Linked DNA regions of Homo sapiens: region 2 is linked to region 1. Evidence: chromatin loops called from intact Hi-C (ENCODE). Cell type or tissue: heart right ventricle. All regions are shown on one strand. Each heading gives the region's core, and the rest is flanking DNA. Links, peaks and the distances in the headings are about the cores only.

Evidence for each region. Hi-C counts contacts between places; a loop is a spot of excess contacts. Peaks named below come from ENCODE experiments on the same cell type or tissue, not always from the same donor. Only the 100,000 strongest peaks of a DNase experiment are listed, where the experiment ranks them.
Region 2: a loop joins it to region 1, with 8 times the contacts of the local background. A loop is called at or near these places in 37 of 110 quality-filtered maps.

Annotation. Positions count from the first base shown.
Region 1 is chr1:246,643,395-246,651,724 of GRCh38, reverse strand. CNST (consortin, connexin sorting protein) reads right to left here. Exons shown (of 11, transcript NM_152609.3): 9 at 3,688-4,586. Among named protein-coding and RNA genes, the nearest start is that of SCCPDH, 77 kb to the left of the region's middle. RefSeq lists an enhancer at 3,464-4,663. In heart right ventricle, for the core only: a CTCF peak has its summit at 4,457; a DNase peak (open chromatin) is centred at 4,444; H3K4me3 peaks cover 4,269 bases; H3K27ac peaks cover 4,704 bases.
Region 2 is chr1:246,692,283-246,700,612 of GRCh38, reverse strand. LOC102724382 (a long non-coding RNA gene) reads right to left here. Exons shown (of 3, transcript XR_949364.3): 3 at 8,084-8,330. Among named protein-coding and RNA genes, the nearest start is that of SCCPDH, 28 kb to the left of the region's middle. RefSeq lists an enhancer at 1,133-1,562. In heart right ventricle, for the core only: CTCF peaks have their summits at 1,267 (motif pointing right) and 3,984 (motif pointing right); DNase peaks (open chromatin) are centred at 1,272 and 3,952; H3K4me3 peaks cover 685 bases; H3K27ac peaks cover 2,533 bases.

The sequences.
Region 1 (8,330 bases), core at 214-8,213:
AATACTTCAGATATTAAGCTATCACTTTACATAGCAAATTACTGGGTTTGAAAAAGCTTTCCAAACCTAGACAAGTTCCCTTTATACATGTCACTATATAAATAGTATAGACATTTTTAGTTCTCTGTGACATTTTATGTAAATTATTTCATTTGATCTGATGAATCCAACTGTTCAAAGCAACACAACAAAACAAGTGCTTGCACTGGGCTGGCAATGATGATCAAAACCAAATTCCACTGGAGCCAAGGCTGGGCAATGCAAAAGTGGCAAGAAAATGAAAGCAGACAGACAAGAGGAAAGGGGAAAGCTGGCAAAGAAAGAACAAACCAGCATGCTCTACCACAAACACAATGGTAGAAAGAGGGAAGTAAGAGAACCTGGGCGGGGAGAAATGATAGGGAGATCTGGGAAAGCGAACAGAGAAGGACCACCTGCGATAGCACAGCAGCGTGGAGGGGTGGAGGGGGCAGACTCATTGCCTCGGGGTTCCTAAGTGCAAGAAAAATGTTGTTCATAATTACTTGGTTATTAAGAGATCATGTTCTATATCCTCTAATCACAAACGGAAGGAAGCATAAAAAAAAATTTCAAAAACAATTCCAGTAAAATCAGCCAAGTGTGACAGCAGAGATCCCCCAAAAGGCCAACAACATCATCTGATTTCTCATTGTATCCTCAGCACCAAACACAGGGAAGACTCTTAATAAAATTTTACTGAAAGCACAAACAGAAAAAGTGTTTGAAGGCCAAGCATGGTAGCTCAAGCCTGTAATCCCAGCACTTTGGTAGGCCGAGGTAGGTGGATTACTTGAGGCCAGGAGTTGAAGACCAGCCTGGCCAACATGGTGAAACCCCATCTCTACTAAAAATATAAAAAGTAGCAGGGCATGGTGGTGCATGCCTGTAGTCCCAGCTACTCGACAGACTGAGGCACGAGTATTGCTTGAACCCAGGAGATGGAGGTTGCAGTGAGCTGAGATCGTGCCGCTGCACTCCAGCCTGGGCGACAGAGTGAGACTCTGTATCAAAAAAAAAAAAAAAAAAAGTTTGAATTAAAATTTTATATGTTCAAATCTAAAAGAAATTTTTAAAATAAAAATCCTAAGTTTGCACTTATAAGCAAACCCACAATTGCCTGGATATTTTACTTGGTCCAAAACCTCATTGTTAAGGTATTAGAAAATATTAAGTATTAGTGATTTTTAGCATTGAAACTTTAAAAACTCCTTTCCTGACAGAGTTAGGCAGACTTTGTTAAACCATGCTTTTCAGAATAGCGAGGGTAGTAAGTATTCAGAAAGCAAATGTTTAACAATCTGCTTGGCATTGTCATAGGAAAGTAAATTAGTTTTGTAAGTCATGTATATGTAGCTTTTGGGGTTCTTAAAATAGCTTAACTTAATAGATCAATATAATCTTAGGAAAGGAGACCATTATGTATTAACTTAATAGAAAAGACAACTTTAAACACATGTAATTTCCACTGTTAGCTGTTACCCAGCAGAAGTGACATTGTGTTTTGAGTCTGAGGAGGGAATATTCCATTTAATTGTAATACGCAACATTAATTTAACAATCTGCCACCTTAAAATATTTTTTCCCCAATATAAACAACTCTTTAATTTCTTAGAAATAGGATGACTCAGTTGAGAACAATTTTAAATTTAGTGATGTGGGGAAAAATAATTTGGGAAAGGGATGTTGATCAATTGTAGGCTTTGGAAATACATGTCAATAGATGACTGAAATATACAGGAGAAATGCTACAGACCTTTGATACATCCACGACAAGACCCTTGTGCATCTTCAACACAGCTGAGTAGGGAGGAGGTTGAAGATAAAGGTTACCAAAACTCAAAGAATTGCTCTGGAGGGGACATCTGGCAAACTAGATGATAGAAATTTATCCAGCCGAACAGCTTTCAGGCAGAAGCAAAAATTGAAATTCCAAAAGTTCCTATTATCCTCCCAAATATGAGTTACTGGGGAAAGATAGTTCTAAAAAGGCACACCATATGATTATCAGTGTGTAACTAGTCAAATGTTGAAATAGAGGAAAACGTTTTATAAGGTGGGCAAGACAACAGGAGCTCTCTGCTTCTTCTTCACAGTTTATACCTAAAAAGGTAAAATTAGACCACATGGGTTCTCCCTTTATGGTCAACTTGATTGTTGGCATGAGAAAGGACAGTCAGACAATGGTAACTTTTTGGTATTACAGCTAAGATTTGAATATGGGTATAAGCTTTGTGTTGTTAACTTCCTGTACCAGAGATTTAGTTAAAATGTACAAGAGAATGAATACCGGATTAAGTGCTATACCATTAGCTCTAATTTTTTAAAAAACTATTTTTAACATTGTGGAAAAATATATATCACATGAAACTGCCATTTTAACTCTTTGTAAGTATACAATTCAGTGGCATTCATTGCAATCAAAACGTGTACCATCACCACCATCTATTTCCAACATTTTTCATTGCCCCAAATGGAAATTCTGTGCCCATTAAGCAATATTAAATAATTTTGTTAAGCAAAAACTACGAAAAAAAAAAAAAAACAAAACAACAGTCTGTAGAGAATTAACTGCAAATGGCAACCAAGCTGTCTGGTTAAAATAAGAGAATGAATAGTAAGCCAAGTGCTTTACTATTCTATCTAATTTTGGCAAGAAAAAAATTAAAAAGAAAAGTCATTGTTTATAGAGAATTGACTATAAATGGCAATAAAGGGAGCTAGTAATATAGCAGCTATAATTACCTTAGACAGCTTTTCAGTCTTCTGTTTTCACATATATTTTACTGTCTACTTTGGCTTTGTTACTTTTTCATTTTCCCCCTTATTTTTTCAATGATAATGCTGATTTAGAACACAATGAGTACAAATGGGACTTAAAAGTGAACTTGGGGGGAAAAATGGTGAAGAAAAGGAAAGGCAGCTAGTATCCTAATTTTCAGAGAAGAAAACAGGCTTACAGAGGTAAAAGGTAACTCCAAGAAGCTGTTAACTACCTGGTGGGATTGTACTGGAACTAAGGCAATCGAATTCTGCTCTACCACACCAGGCCGCCTTCGTGAGTGTGCTGTAGTTTGGATATGGCTTTTATCTTTTCTTTTTCCAAACTTTTTTTTTGTATTATCAAACAATGAAAAATGGTAATTTTTCCTTAATCTCTTTTTTCAACTTAATATAAGGTTAAAAATTAATCTAGTACCTCTTATATTTTAAAATGTTCCCTCTATTCTTTAGACTATTTTAAAAGACTTAAAAAATATATTAACAAGAGGAAGAAACAGTAAGTACATATCATATTTTATCTGCTAGATGTATGAGAAGAAAAATGAGACTTCCTTATTAGAATGTGACTATTCTGGTTTTGATTCCAATATCTGGAACTGCCACATAACAGTCAGGACTATAAAAAATGGATATATACAATAACGCTCACTCTAGCTGGAGGCATGCAATAGAACATCTTGTAGTATGAACATTGCAATGATTAAAAGTCATTTTATTCAATACATACAAATGTAAAAACTACTAATAATTAAAAGCTTACGTTAACTAGAATTTTCCCTCATGTTTGAGACAAGGGAAAACTTACAAAAACAAGGCAATATTTAATACATATATATGTTTTTTAAATGCCATTTTACTTTTAATTGTACTTCATCTCTGATTTACCTCTGCAATCTCTATCCTTTTGGCAAGATCATCAAGAGAAAGACAGCTCTCATCAGAAGGCAGATTCTCCTGGAGACTATAGGATGCTTCTTCAGGAGAGAGATCTTGAAGGAGATCGGAGTCGTCGTCTTGGTTATCTTCATAGGAAAGGGAATCTTCAGTATCTTTTAAACATCCTTCTAAAAGGCTGTTCAAATAGTCTTCTGTTTCTTTGTTGAGTTGGTCGTCTTTATCTCCCTTTTCCTCTGGGGCCATACACACCTCTGGAAGCAGTATGCCTAAGTCAGATATTTGATTATTTCCACAGAGCACATTCTCAGAACCGTCTGAGTCAGCCTGCGCCTGTGGTGATTTTCCATCACTGTCTGTAAGATCAGGCTGCTGCAGCTCATTTAATTCATTGTTCTCAAGTTGGTCTGTGGGCAACGCCTCAGAAGCATCCCGAAGTGGCAAACGGAGTTCTTTCCTCTGAGCCTGTGAATATTTACCCTCAGAAATCAATGCAGGAGGTATACGGTCACAGCCTGGTGAAATCAACGGCTCTGTCTTTGACTTGCTGGAAAGAAACACCTTAGGGTCTTCAGCAATGCCCTCTATTCTGGCCACATCCTGGCAGGCCTCTGTTTGAGCCAGCTGCAAGCGACTGTCATCCTCACAAGCATCCTCAGAAGAGTCTGGCCCAGACGGGCTCCCTGCTGTCTCGGAGGACTGGGTGTGGAGCGCTAACGTGGCTTCAGCGCTGCAGAGCAGCTCCTCCATGTGGTCCTTTCCTGCAGTTACCGAAAGGCTTGGGGAATCTGTTTGCACGTCCATCTGATGACAGCAGGGACTGCTCCCCAGGGGCTCCACTGTATGTTGGCTTTCTTTACTTGACTCTGTGCCGAGACAAGTTTTACTCTCTAAAGATGAAGAAAAATAAATTGTTAAAAATTCAAAACAACACTTTGTATAGGAAGGAAAAGAAGGGACATATGAATATGTGTAATACAGCAATATTCTAACCCTTTCAAATGGAAATTCTGTCTGTTGCATAATAGTGTCTTTAGGTAGAGGAAATACCCAAAATATTTAGTAAAGAATCCTTATACATAACAGGGATTATTCAAAAGCATGTGAATATGAATAAATCACTTAGTCCTCATTAAAATCAACAAAGTCATTTTCAAAGGTTTAAAAGATATTCTGAACTTTATTAAACTTTTACATTAAAATGAAGTTACAAAAATTATTTTCAGCACATTTAAGGCATGGTGTATGGGGCCAGGCACAGTGGCTCACGCCTGTAGTCCCAGCACTTTGGGAGGCCGAGGTGGGCGGATCACCTGAGGTCGGGAATTCGAAACCAGCCTGACCAACATGGAGAAACCCCGTCTCTATTAAAAACACAAAATTAGCTGGGCGTGGTGGCACATGCCTGTAATCCCAGCTACTCGGGAGGCTGAGGCAAGAGAATTGCTTGAACCCGGGAGGCGGAGGCTGCGGTTACCTGAGATCACGCCATTGCACTCCAGCCTGGGCAACAAGAGCAAAACTCCATCTCAAAAACAAACAAACAAAAAAAGACATGGTGTATTAAGTAAATATTTTTACATGATGAACCTCAGTAACACATTCATCATTTTAAATGTAAGAAAAGTAGTACTGGTCTGGTTTACTAAGATTAAAGGAACAAACTCGGTTCTCTTCAAATTTATAATTTGACCATAATACCACTAATAAATGTGTTTGCAAATTACTTGCAACTTTTTTTTTTTTTTTGAGACGGAGTTTCGCTCTGTCACCCAGGCTGGAGCACAGTGGCGCGATCTCGGCTCACTGCAAGCTCCGCCTCCCGGGTTCACACCATTCTCCTGCCTCAGCCTCCCGAGTAGCTGGGACTACAGGCGCCCGCCACCTTGCCCAGCTAATTTTTGGTATTTTTTAGTAGAGATGGGGTTTCACCGTGTTAGCCAGGATGGTTTAGATCTCCTGACCTCGTGATCTGCCCGCCTCGGCCTCCCAAAGTGCTGGGATTACAGGCGTGAGCCACCACGCCGAGCAACTTCTTAAAGGGAGGTAGCAAAGGGTAGCAATAAAAAGGATAAGTTTTTGCAACAAGTAGAAATGGGTTTGAATTCTGACATCTCTTTCAATTTCTACTTTGAGTAAAACCAACTTATTTTTCCTTCACTTTAAAATGAAACAGTTAAAAACCTCCGTGTGAATAATGAATGAGAAGTGCATGGATGGGTAGGTAACAGAGAAGCTTGCTTATCCTCGCTTTATTGGTACACTTAGCATTCATAACTATTTTAGAAGCTTTAACCTTTTTGGCCGGGCGCGGTGGCTCAAGCCTGTCATCCCAGCACTTTGGGAGGCCGAGGCGGATGGATCACGAGGTCAGGAGATCGAGACCATCCTGTCTAACACGGTGAAACCCCGTCTCTACTAAAAACACAAAAAATTAGCCGGGCGCGGTGGCGGGCGCCTGTAGTCCCAGCTACTCGGGAGGCTGAGGCAGGAGAATGGCGTGAACCCGGGAGGCGGAGCTTGCTGTGAGCCGAGATTGCGCCACTGCACTCCAGCCTGGGCGACAGAGCGAGACTCCATCTCAAAAAAAAAAAAAAAAAAAAAGTTTTAACCTTTTTATACTAATATGTTGTTTAACTTAAATAAATAATGAGCCAAAGGTGAAAATAAAAGAGAAAATATGATGATAATTTTATTCCATTTGTTTATTTACTGATACTTTTTTTTTCTTTCTTTTTCACCCTGGACTCCAAAAACATATTGATACTTTAATACTAATCACCAACTGACAATTGAGGCCCATACCATATCAAGCAAAAGGCATTCCTGAAACATTGCCTGCAGATTTCAGAGCATCTGGTGCTGAGGCTGCCACTCAACTTCGGGCTGCTGAGAGGTAGCTATTCAGTAGAGTTCATAGCACCTCCCCTGACACCCTGACTCAAATATCAGATGCAGATCAGGAGAAGGAAGAAGGGGTCACCTTTGGGAGAATACAGCCTTCCTTCTCTCTCCCCACCCCAAAGAATCACTCAAAGTTTGTAAGGCTGCAAGAAAACAAAGGCACCTTTCACTTCCCTTTGGTTGCCTGCTTTGACACTGGGCTTGCTGTCTGCCCCTCCCTCTGTTAAAATGGGGCAAGGTTAGAGCAATGAGGGCCACATCCAAAGGAAAGGGGGCCAAGCCACTCCTCCATGAATTCCAGGTACCCAAAGGTTCAGAAGATGTCCCTCAAAACATGTCCACAGGACTCAGAGACTAAATAAGATTGGGGACCACAGTCCCACAGGCACTGTGAAAGCACAGGGCAGAGAGAACCCCCACATCAGAGGACTGGGGTGTGTTGCTTCCACCTGAGGGTCAGTTACCTAAAGGCTGCAGTTATCTAGGGGAGCAGCTTGGGAGTAACCTCCTCCGTAGCTGCTCCTGCTGGAGCCACCGCACAACCTGGGTTCAGTCATAATCACCAGTCCAGCTAACTCCAACCAGGAGCAGACAGTGTTCCCAGCCCTGGCAACTGGAGGGCGGAGAAGAGCTTTGAGTACAGTGAGATTTAAATGTGAAAATCAAGTTCAGGATTGAATAGGGCTAAGCTCTAAATAATCAAAATGAGACAATTTTTTTTTTTTTTTTTTTTTTTGGAGACAGAGTCTCGCTCTGTCGCCCAGGCGGAGCGCAGTGGCGCCATCTCAGCTCACTGCAAGCTCCGCCTCCCGGGTTCACGCCATTCTCCTGCCTCAGCCTCTCCAGCAGCTGGGACTACAGGCGCCCGCCACCACGCCCGGCTAATTTTTTTGTATTTTTAGTAGAGACGGGGTTTCACTGTGGTCTCGATCTCCTGACCTCGTGAACCGCCCGCCTCGGCCTCCCAAAGTGCTGGGATTACAGGCATGAGCCATCGCGCCCGGCAAAATGAGACTATTTAATAGCTTATAAGTGACTGAAAAGGTACAGAACAGTCTGAGGTGCCATTCTATGAGTAGGAGATGGGGTGATGGACAGCAGCTATGCCACGAAATACAACCACTTACAGTATGGTATCTAATGAACTGAGATACCACTTAAGTGATAAGTAATAAAGACTATCTGTGGGTACAATGTATTATTTACAAAATAGCCTGAAAATGGTTGCTTCATCCCATTATTTAGAAATACTACAGAAAATAATGGGGAAAAAAACTCCACCATAATTTTGGAAAAGGCAAGAGTTCCAAACTACATTCGGAGAGTCACCCACATTATTGACATTTCTCTTTAAAACACTGTTTGGTGAAACTGGAGCAACATTTCTTTCCCCAGAATTTAGTCCATACTCCCTCATAGGGTTATTCCTGGGACATCTGGATTGTTGAAGCCTTTGATAATCCATACAATGTACTTAGCAGAAGCAGGCTGCGTTCAATTAGAAATGGGAAGACCCAGGTTCTAGCTGCGAATCAAAGCACCAAGCAAGTGACTGAAACTTGGTACCTCAGTTTCCCCATCTGTACCACATGACTCAAAGCAGAGGCCAAGCAGGAGGAGGTGCTGCGCAGCAACCATGCTAAGTAAGTCTCAAACTCAAATGCACAGCCTGTAATAGCACTTTTCCCAAGGTGCTCAACACAGAGACACGTTCACACCCAAACTGGGCA
Region 2 (8,330 bases), core at 204-8,203, 49 kb before region 1:
TATTAATATTCCAGGAAACGGTGCGTTATGCTGGGTTTGGGCCTTTTTTCATTCTATTTCATATACATCTGGCACATATACAAATGTAAATGTCATTTCCATAATAGTTCTTATTGAGCCAGGTGCAGTGGCTTATGCCAGTAATTCCAGCACTTTGAGAGGCCAAGGTGGGAGAATTACTTGAGCCCAGGAGTTTGAGACCAGCCTGAGCAACATGGTGAAACCCCATCTCTACAAAAATAAATAAATTAGCCAGACGTGGTGGCAGGCACCTGCGGTCCCAGCTACTCAGGAGGCTAAGGTGGGAAGATTGATTGAGCCCAGGAGTTTGAGGTTGCAGTGAGCCCAGGAGTTTGAGTGCCGTGATGGCGCCACGGCACCCCAGCCTGGGCGACGACAAGACCCTGTCTCAAACCACCCCCAACCAAAAAAACCCCAAAATAGTTGTTATTCTTTTTTTCCTATATTTTCTGTGAACCCAATAGCAGTGGTTTATGCAATATCTTTCCTAAGTCCTAGTAAGAACAAAACTCCCACAAATTACTGCAAACTAGAACATTTCAAATAAATATTCTATAATAACAAAAATGATACAAGTTGGCCAGACGCCGTGGTTCACGCCTGTAATCCCAGCACTTTGGAGGCCGAGGCAGGCAGATCACCTGAGCTCAGGAGTTCGAGACAAGCCTGGCCAACACGGCAAAACCCCATATCTACTAAAACAAAACAAAACAAAACAAAACAAATACAAAAAATCAACTGGGCGTGGTGGCGCACGCCTGTAGTCCCAGCTACTCAGGAGGCTGAGGCAGGAGAATCACTTGAGCCTGGGAAGTAGAGGTTGCAGTGAGCCGAGATTGTGTCACTGCACTCCAGCCTCGGTGACAAAGTGAGACCCTGTCTCAAAAAAAAAAAAAAAAAAGATACAACTCATAAAACAAAATGATAAATACATTGGCACACACTGTGTCACATAGTAAGGGCTGGATTCCTAAGTTAATGAAGATTATTTAGTTGTCATCTTTATGAACATAAAACATTTCATATAAAAAGGAAATATCTCATTTAATTATCAAACAACCTGTAGGATGGGCACTCCGACCCCTGTTTTTCGCGTCTGAGGCCCGTGCACTGTCCTTCCTCGCTTTGTGTTTCGTTTCCAGGGCCTCTTACCAAGGTGTCTCTCTGGTCCTCGCTGTGAGGTGGGTCTTGGTTTCTCCGGACTGAATACTTCCTTCAGGAAGGGAACTTGTGGGGTCACTAGATGGCGCTCTCCGGCTCCTCTTGCCCGAAGGCGGCGTATTTTGATTGGCTTGTGTACTTCCCGGATCAAAGCACCTCTGGGCATTTTCATAACGACTCTTCTTACTGTTTGGGCTATAAATAGCCAGTGACTCTGCTCCACACAGCGTCCCCAGCCTAAGCCCTGCTTGAAGCCCTGTTTGTCTCCCTCAGGAGACCGAGCCCATCTGTTTCACTCTCTTCCTGAGATCATTCTCAGAAGTAGATTAAGCATGTTTCTTTTTCTCTTTTTAATTTAAACTCTACTTATTCATTTTGTAGAGATGGGGGTCTCACTATGTTGCCCAGGCTGGTCTCAAACTCCTAAACTCAAGTAATCCTCCCACTTCGGCTCCCAAAGTGCAGGGATTAGAGGCGTGAGCCACCCCGCCCGGCCACCTAAGCGGTTTTTAGCCCAGCAGCAGAAACATCTAGCAAATAGGAGCCCCACTAGCCACTCCCTCATTAGAAGATGTAAGGGGCATCTATGGGACATAATCCAATATAGGCACAGAGAACCACAGTTGCTGTTTTTCCTTCGGTTGCTCCTCCCTGGATGGGCCATACAGAATTCTGTCTCCTATAGCAGGAGGCTCACAGGCACCCCGTGGGAGGGAGATCTTCTAGCATGCAGAACACCATTTGACACTTACTAACAGGTGGCAATGGATGTTGATATGAAAGAGGTTGGTTTGCCTTCGTGGTGCTCCTCCCTGAGGTATCTGTGGGTCCAAGGCAAATGAAACACAGAAGGCTGTGGGAGGGAAGCTGGGAGAGTGGAGACTGAATGAGTGGGAAAGGAAGATGGGGTTTCCTGGTGCCCACCCTTGGTGGTCTAAGCACAGGTGAAGGGTTACCTAAGGAATCAGTAAAGAAATATTTGCAGCCGGCGCGGTGGCTCACGCCTGTAATCCCAGCACATTGGGAGGCCGAGGCAGGAGGATCACTCGAGGCAAGAAGTTTGAGACCAGCCTGGCCAACGTGGTGAAACCCCGTCTCTACAAAAAATACAAAATTTAGCCGGGCATGGTGGCACACGCTTGTAATTCCAGCTACTCAGGAGGCTGAGGCAGGAGAATTGCCTGAACCCAGGAGGCAGAGGATGCAGTGAGCCAAGATCATGCCTGGGTGACAGAGCAAGAGTCCGTCTCAAAAAAAGGAAGAAAGAAAGAAATGTTTGCACCATCATCTAGCCCTTTGGGTAAGAATGAGTTCTGAACACCCAGCAGGAGCATCATGTAGGTAGGCACAGTGACGAGTGGGACTGCCATCCTCCTTGGCTCACACAATTCTACCAGACCGGTTTACTGCAACGTCCTCTGTCTCCCCAGGAATGCACGCTAGAATCAAGGCAGGGAAACTGATGTTCAGTGGGAATATCTGGGTAAGCACTATCAAACACATTTACTAGCTCTCTTGAGACCAAAGCCATCCAAATTAGACTGCTGATATCTATTTGTTTACAGGAATTAAATAAGGATAAGAGAGCCAGGCATGGTGGCAGTGCCTGTGGTCCCAGGTACTCAGGAGGCTGAGGCGGGAGGATCACATAGGCCAGGAGCTCGAGGCTGCAGTGATTGTACCAGCGCACTGCAGCCTGGGGGACAGAGCGAGACCTCATCTCTCTCTCTCTTTTTTTTTTTTTTTTCAGATGGAGTCTCTCTGTCACCCAGGTTGGAGTGCAGTGGCGTGATCTCGGTTCACTGCAACCTCTGCCTCCTGGGTTCAAGCGATTCTCCTGCCTTAGCCTCCCGAGTAGTTGGGACTACAGGTGTGCACCACCACGCCCGGCTAATTTTTGTATTTTTAGTAGAAATGGGGTTTCACCATACTGGCCAGGCTGGTCTCCAACTCCTGACCTTGTGATCCGTCCACCTCAGCCTCCCAAAGTGCTGGGATTACAGGCATGAGCCATGGCGCCCGGCCGACCTCATCTCTTAAAAAAAAAAAAAAAAGAAAGATTTAAACCAACAACAAAAAACCCCTAACAAACATGTGATAGTTGGATTGCGAATACCGATTGGATTAGGGTGTGGCTGAGAAAACCTTGACCCAGCAGGGGCAGAAAGAAGGCACTGCCTTCGGGGCTGGATCAGAGAGGTGCTTTCCCGAGCGGCTTCCTGAGCTGCTCAGCGTTCTGGAGAGAAGGTGGCTTATTTCTGCCCCTTCCCCTGCGGCCGCTGGGCCACGCTCTGGAGGCCGGAGCCCTCCGTGTGCGCCTCTGCTCTGACTCCCGAGGGATGTCGGGCAGCTGAAGCCAGGCAGGGCTCCCGGGTGTGTGACTGTGGTTGTGAGAGTGTCCTCATGCCACATGACAGCGTGGGAAAGGGGCTTGTCTGTTCCTGTAAGGGCACCAAGGCTTCCTGGTTGTATCATTTCCCTTTGGATTTTTGACAGGATCCTTCCCATTCCCAGTGGATTCGGGAAAATCCTTTCGGGCCACTGGTCAGCATTCTTTTCCTCCAGCGAGCTGGGGCACCTCCATAAAGCTGACAGGCAAGGCGCAGGGCCCTCCTCACCACACACACACAGACACACACACACACACACACACACACACACACACGCCTACACACACACACACACACACACACACACACACACACACACACGCCTTTCAGTCACCGCAGGGCAGGGCCCCTGCGCCCAGCATGATGCTGTTCCTTTTGGAAACCACGAGGTGGCGCTGCTGAGACAAGGTCAAAGGTGAGGCTCGTTCCCCTGCGCTGCGAGCAAGAGGCGGCGCCCCTGGTCTGAGTCCTCAGCAGGATCCTGTCCTGGCTGCCGGTGCTGTGGCTTATTCATTGATTTTCCCATCACTTCAGCAAACATTGACTGAGTGCTACCAGGAGCCAAGAAATGGACAATGATCCATGTTCATTGCTATAGTACCTGAACACTTAAAAACACGCTCCCGGGCGGGTGACGCACGCCTGTAATCCCAGCTACTGAGACCTACTGAGGAGGCTGAGGCAGGAGAATCGCTTCAACCCGGGAGGTGGAGGCTGCAGTGAGCCGAGATCGCGCCACTGCACTCCAGCCTGGGCGACAGAGCGAGACTCTATCTCAAAGCAAAACAAAATAAGACAAAAACAAAACCAAGAAAACACGTTTTCAGGAGCTCCCAGGTCCCCAAGTGGAGCTGGAGAGGCTGCGACAGCCCAGGTCTTGAGGAACAGGTGGGTTTTGTAGGTGAGCTTGAATATAGGGGGCGCGGGTGCAGAGGGAGCCTGGCAGGTGTGGGGCAGCCAAGCCAAGGCAAATGGGTGTGACTGACAGTGAGGAGGCTAGACTAGAAAAAGCCTCTCTGGAGGCCTCAGTTTCTTTATCTGTCAAATGAGCTCCAGAGACTCAATGCAGCACTGCCAGGTCCCTCGCCTGGTAGAAGGAAGGGTACCCATGACAGGCTGTAAGAGGCATCCTCGATCATGAGATCATGAGATGGACAGGCCTGCACCCAAACCCCAGCTCAGCCCGCTACTATTTCCGTGCCTCTGACAAGTCCCTTACCTCGCTGACCTCCTGCTTCCTCTTGTAGAAAATGAGATTGATGGGCTGGGCATGGTGGCTTATGTCTGTCATCCCAGCACTTTGAGACACTGAGGCAGGAGAATCCCTCAAGGCCAGGAGTCTGAGACCAGCTTGGGCAATACAGTGAGACCCCATCTCTATGAAAAAATTTTGAAAAATTAGCCGGGCGTGGTGGTGCACACCTGTGGTCCCAAGTACTCGGGAGGCTGAGGTGGGAGGATCGCTTAAGCCCAGGAGTTCACAGCTGCAGTAAGCTATGATTGCACCACTGCACTCCAGTCTGGGCAACAGAGAAAGACCCTGTCTCAAAAAAACAAAACAAAACAAAACAACAACAACAAAAAGAAAGAAAATAAAACAAAATTGATGATACTTGCTTTGATTTGGGAGAATGTATTCTGGCAGGGTTTCAGAGCCAGGAGGCTGTGCTCAAGTTCCGACTCAGCCACTTAGTAATTGTGTGTCCTTGGGAAGTCACTGAACCTCGCTGAGTCAGAGTTTCTTCATGCCTTACATGACTACACCCAGTCTACCTTATAGAATTAATGAAAACTTAAATAAGGTGGTGTTTCCAATCCAGGAGCTAGAGCATAACGGGTGCTGAGTTATTACTTTTCCCTCTTAACTCATGTAGCACTTGCTACCAGAAGTAGAGTTCAGCAATGCGTCCTGCCTTGATTTGCTGATTAATGTTATGTTTGTTGGCCTTGTCTCCGCAACAAGATTTTAAACTTCATAAGGTCATGGACCATGTTGCCGAGCACCATGCCCAGCACACAGTAAGCATGGAATATACAGTCTCCAGCCAAGCACCATGCCCAGCACATGGTAAGCACGGAATATACAGTCTCCAGCCGAGCACCAAGGGCAGTTCACTGATATCGGGGGAACCCACCCACAATATATCAATGTAGGTTCTTTCTATTTTCTATAAGTGTCAGACTGCTGAGAAATAAAGAGAAAGAGTACAAAGAGAGGAATTTTATAGCTGGGCCGCTGGGGGTGATATCACATATCACCGTGATGCCCACCTGAGCCTCAAACCAGCAAGTTTTTTATTAAGGGTTTCAAAAGGGGAAGGGGTGTAAGAACAGAGAGTAGGTACAAAGATCACATGCTTCAAAGGGCAAAAAGCAGAACAAAGATCACATGCTTCTGAGGGAACAGGACAAAAGGCAAAGCAGAACTACTGATAAGGGTCCAACAAAGATCCCAAGGCAAAGGGCAAAAGCAGAACTACTGTTAAGGGTCTATATTCAGCGATGCATGTATTGTCTTGATAAACATCTTAAACAACAGAAAACAGGGTTCGAGAGCAGAGAACCAGTCCGACCACAAATTTACCAGGGCGGAGTTTTTCCCCACCCTAATAAGCCTGAGGGTACTGCAGGAGACCAGGGTATATATCTCAGTCCTTTCCTCAACCGCATAAGGCAGACATTCCCAGAGCAGCCGTTTATAGACCTCCCCCCAGGAATGCGTTCCTTTCCCAGGGTATTAATGTTAACATTCTTTGCTAGGAAAAGAATTTAGTGATATCTCTCCTACTTGCAAGAAGAAAAATATGGCTCTTTTTTGCCCGACACTGCAGGCAGTCAGACCTTATGATTGTCTTCCCTTGTTCCCTAAAAATCACTGTTATTCTGTTCTTTTTCAAGGTGCACTGATTTCATATTTGTTCAAACACATGTTTTACAATCAATTTGTACAGTTAACACAGTTATCACAGTGGTCCTGTGGTGATGTACATCCTCAGCTTACAAAGATAATAGGATTAAGAGATTAAAGTAAAGGCAGGCATAAGAAATTATAAAAGTATTATTTGGGAACTGATAAATGTCCATGAAATCTTCACAATTCATGTTCCTCTGCTGCGGCTCCAGCCGGTCCCTCCGTTCGGAGTCCCGGACTTCCCACAACAACTCAGACTATGGCACTTTCTAGTTTTCTCTTAGAGACAGGGTCTTGCTCTGTCACTCACGCTGGAGTGCAGTGGTATGATCACAGCTCACTGAAGCCTTGACCTCCCAGGCTCAAGTGATACTTCCACCTCAACCTCCCAAGTAGCTAGGACTACGGGTGTGCACCATGGCACCTGGCTAATTTTTTAATTTTTGGTAGGGGCAGGGTCTTGCTATATTGCCCAGACTTGTCTCCAATTCCTGGCCTCAAGTGATCCTTTCACCTCGGCCTCCCAAAGTGCTGGGATTACAGGTGTGAGTCACCATGGGCAATAGCATTTTCACTGATCCAAACAGTATTTGAGGAGATGCTATATTCAGGCTTATACATTCTAGAACTTTTCCTTTTCAAGATTTAAACTTCCTGTATAACAATGTCCTATATCTTGTGGCTGCTAATAACTGGAATAATAATAGCTAACTTTATTGAATGTTTACTGTGTGCTTTATACACATGATCTCATTTAATCTTCATAACAACCTGACGAGGTGATTTATTATTATTCCCACTTTACAGATGAGAAAACTGAGGCTCAGGAAAGTTAAGTAACAAGTGAAGTTTCCACAGCTAGTACTGTAAGTGGGAGAACTGAGATTTAAGTCCAGGTCTTTCTGATACTGGAGTTCTTGCCTGTGAGCACTCTGCAATACTGCCTCCAAAGTAATGACATGCATGCAAGCACCAGGCACATAATAGGTACTCAATAAAAGTTGGCTCTCTTCCTTCAATCAAGAAGTGTATCAAAGGCTGGGCAAGGTGGCTCACACCTGTAATCTAACACTTTGGAAGGCCAAGGAGGAAGGATTGTTTGAGCCCAGGAGTCTGAAACCAGCTGGGCAACATAGTGAGACCTCATCTCTACAAAATATAGAAAAAATTAGCCAAGTGTTGGTGGCACACACCTGTAATCCCAGCTACTTGGGAGGCTGAGGTAGGAGGATCACCTGAGCCCAGGAGGCCGAGGTTGCAGTGAGCTGTGTTTGCACCATTGTACTCCATCCTGAGTGACAGAGTGAGACCCTGAAGCAAGCAAGCAAGCAAACAAGCAAGCAAGAAAGAGAAGGAAGGAAGGGAGGGAGGGAGGGAGGGAAGGAGGGAGGAAGGGAGGGAGGGAGGGAGGGAGTAAGGGAGGGAGGGAGGGAGGGAGGGAGTAAGGGAGGGAGGGAGGGAGGAAGGGAGGGAGGGAGGGAGGGAGGGAGGAAGGAAGGGAGGGAGGGAGGGAAGGAGGAAGGAAGGGAGGGAGGGAGGAAGGGAGGGAGGGAGGGAGGGAGGAAGGGAGGGAGGGAAAAGAAGGGAGTCTAGGATGAAGTGGGCACCTAAGCAGGTGAATAGGATAGGTAAAATCTCATCCCTGCCCTCAGGCGGTAGACACTCTCCAGTCATAAGCTCTAATGTGCTGTAGAAAAGCCTCAGGTTCTCAGGGGTTTTCCAGCTGAGCATCTGGAAGGCCGCAGTGCAGTTCTGTGTCCAAGCACTGCAGAGCCTCATGCAACAGTCTCATCACTCGGTGCGACCCTCCTGGAAGGTCTGTTCCCAGGGGAGGCTACAGCGAGGCA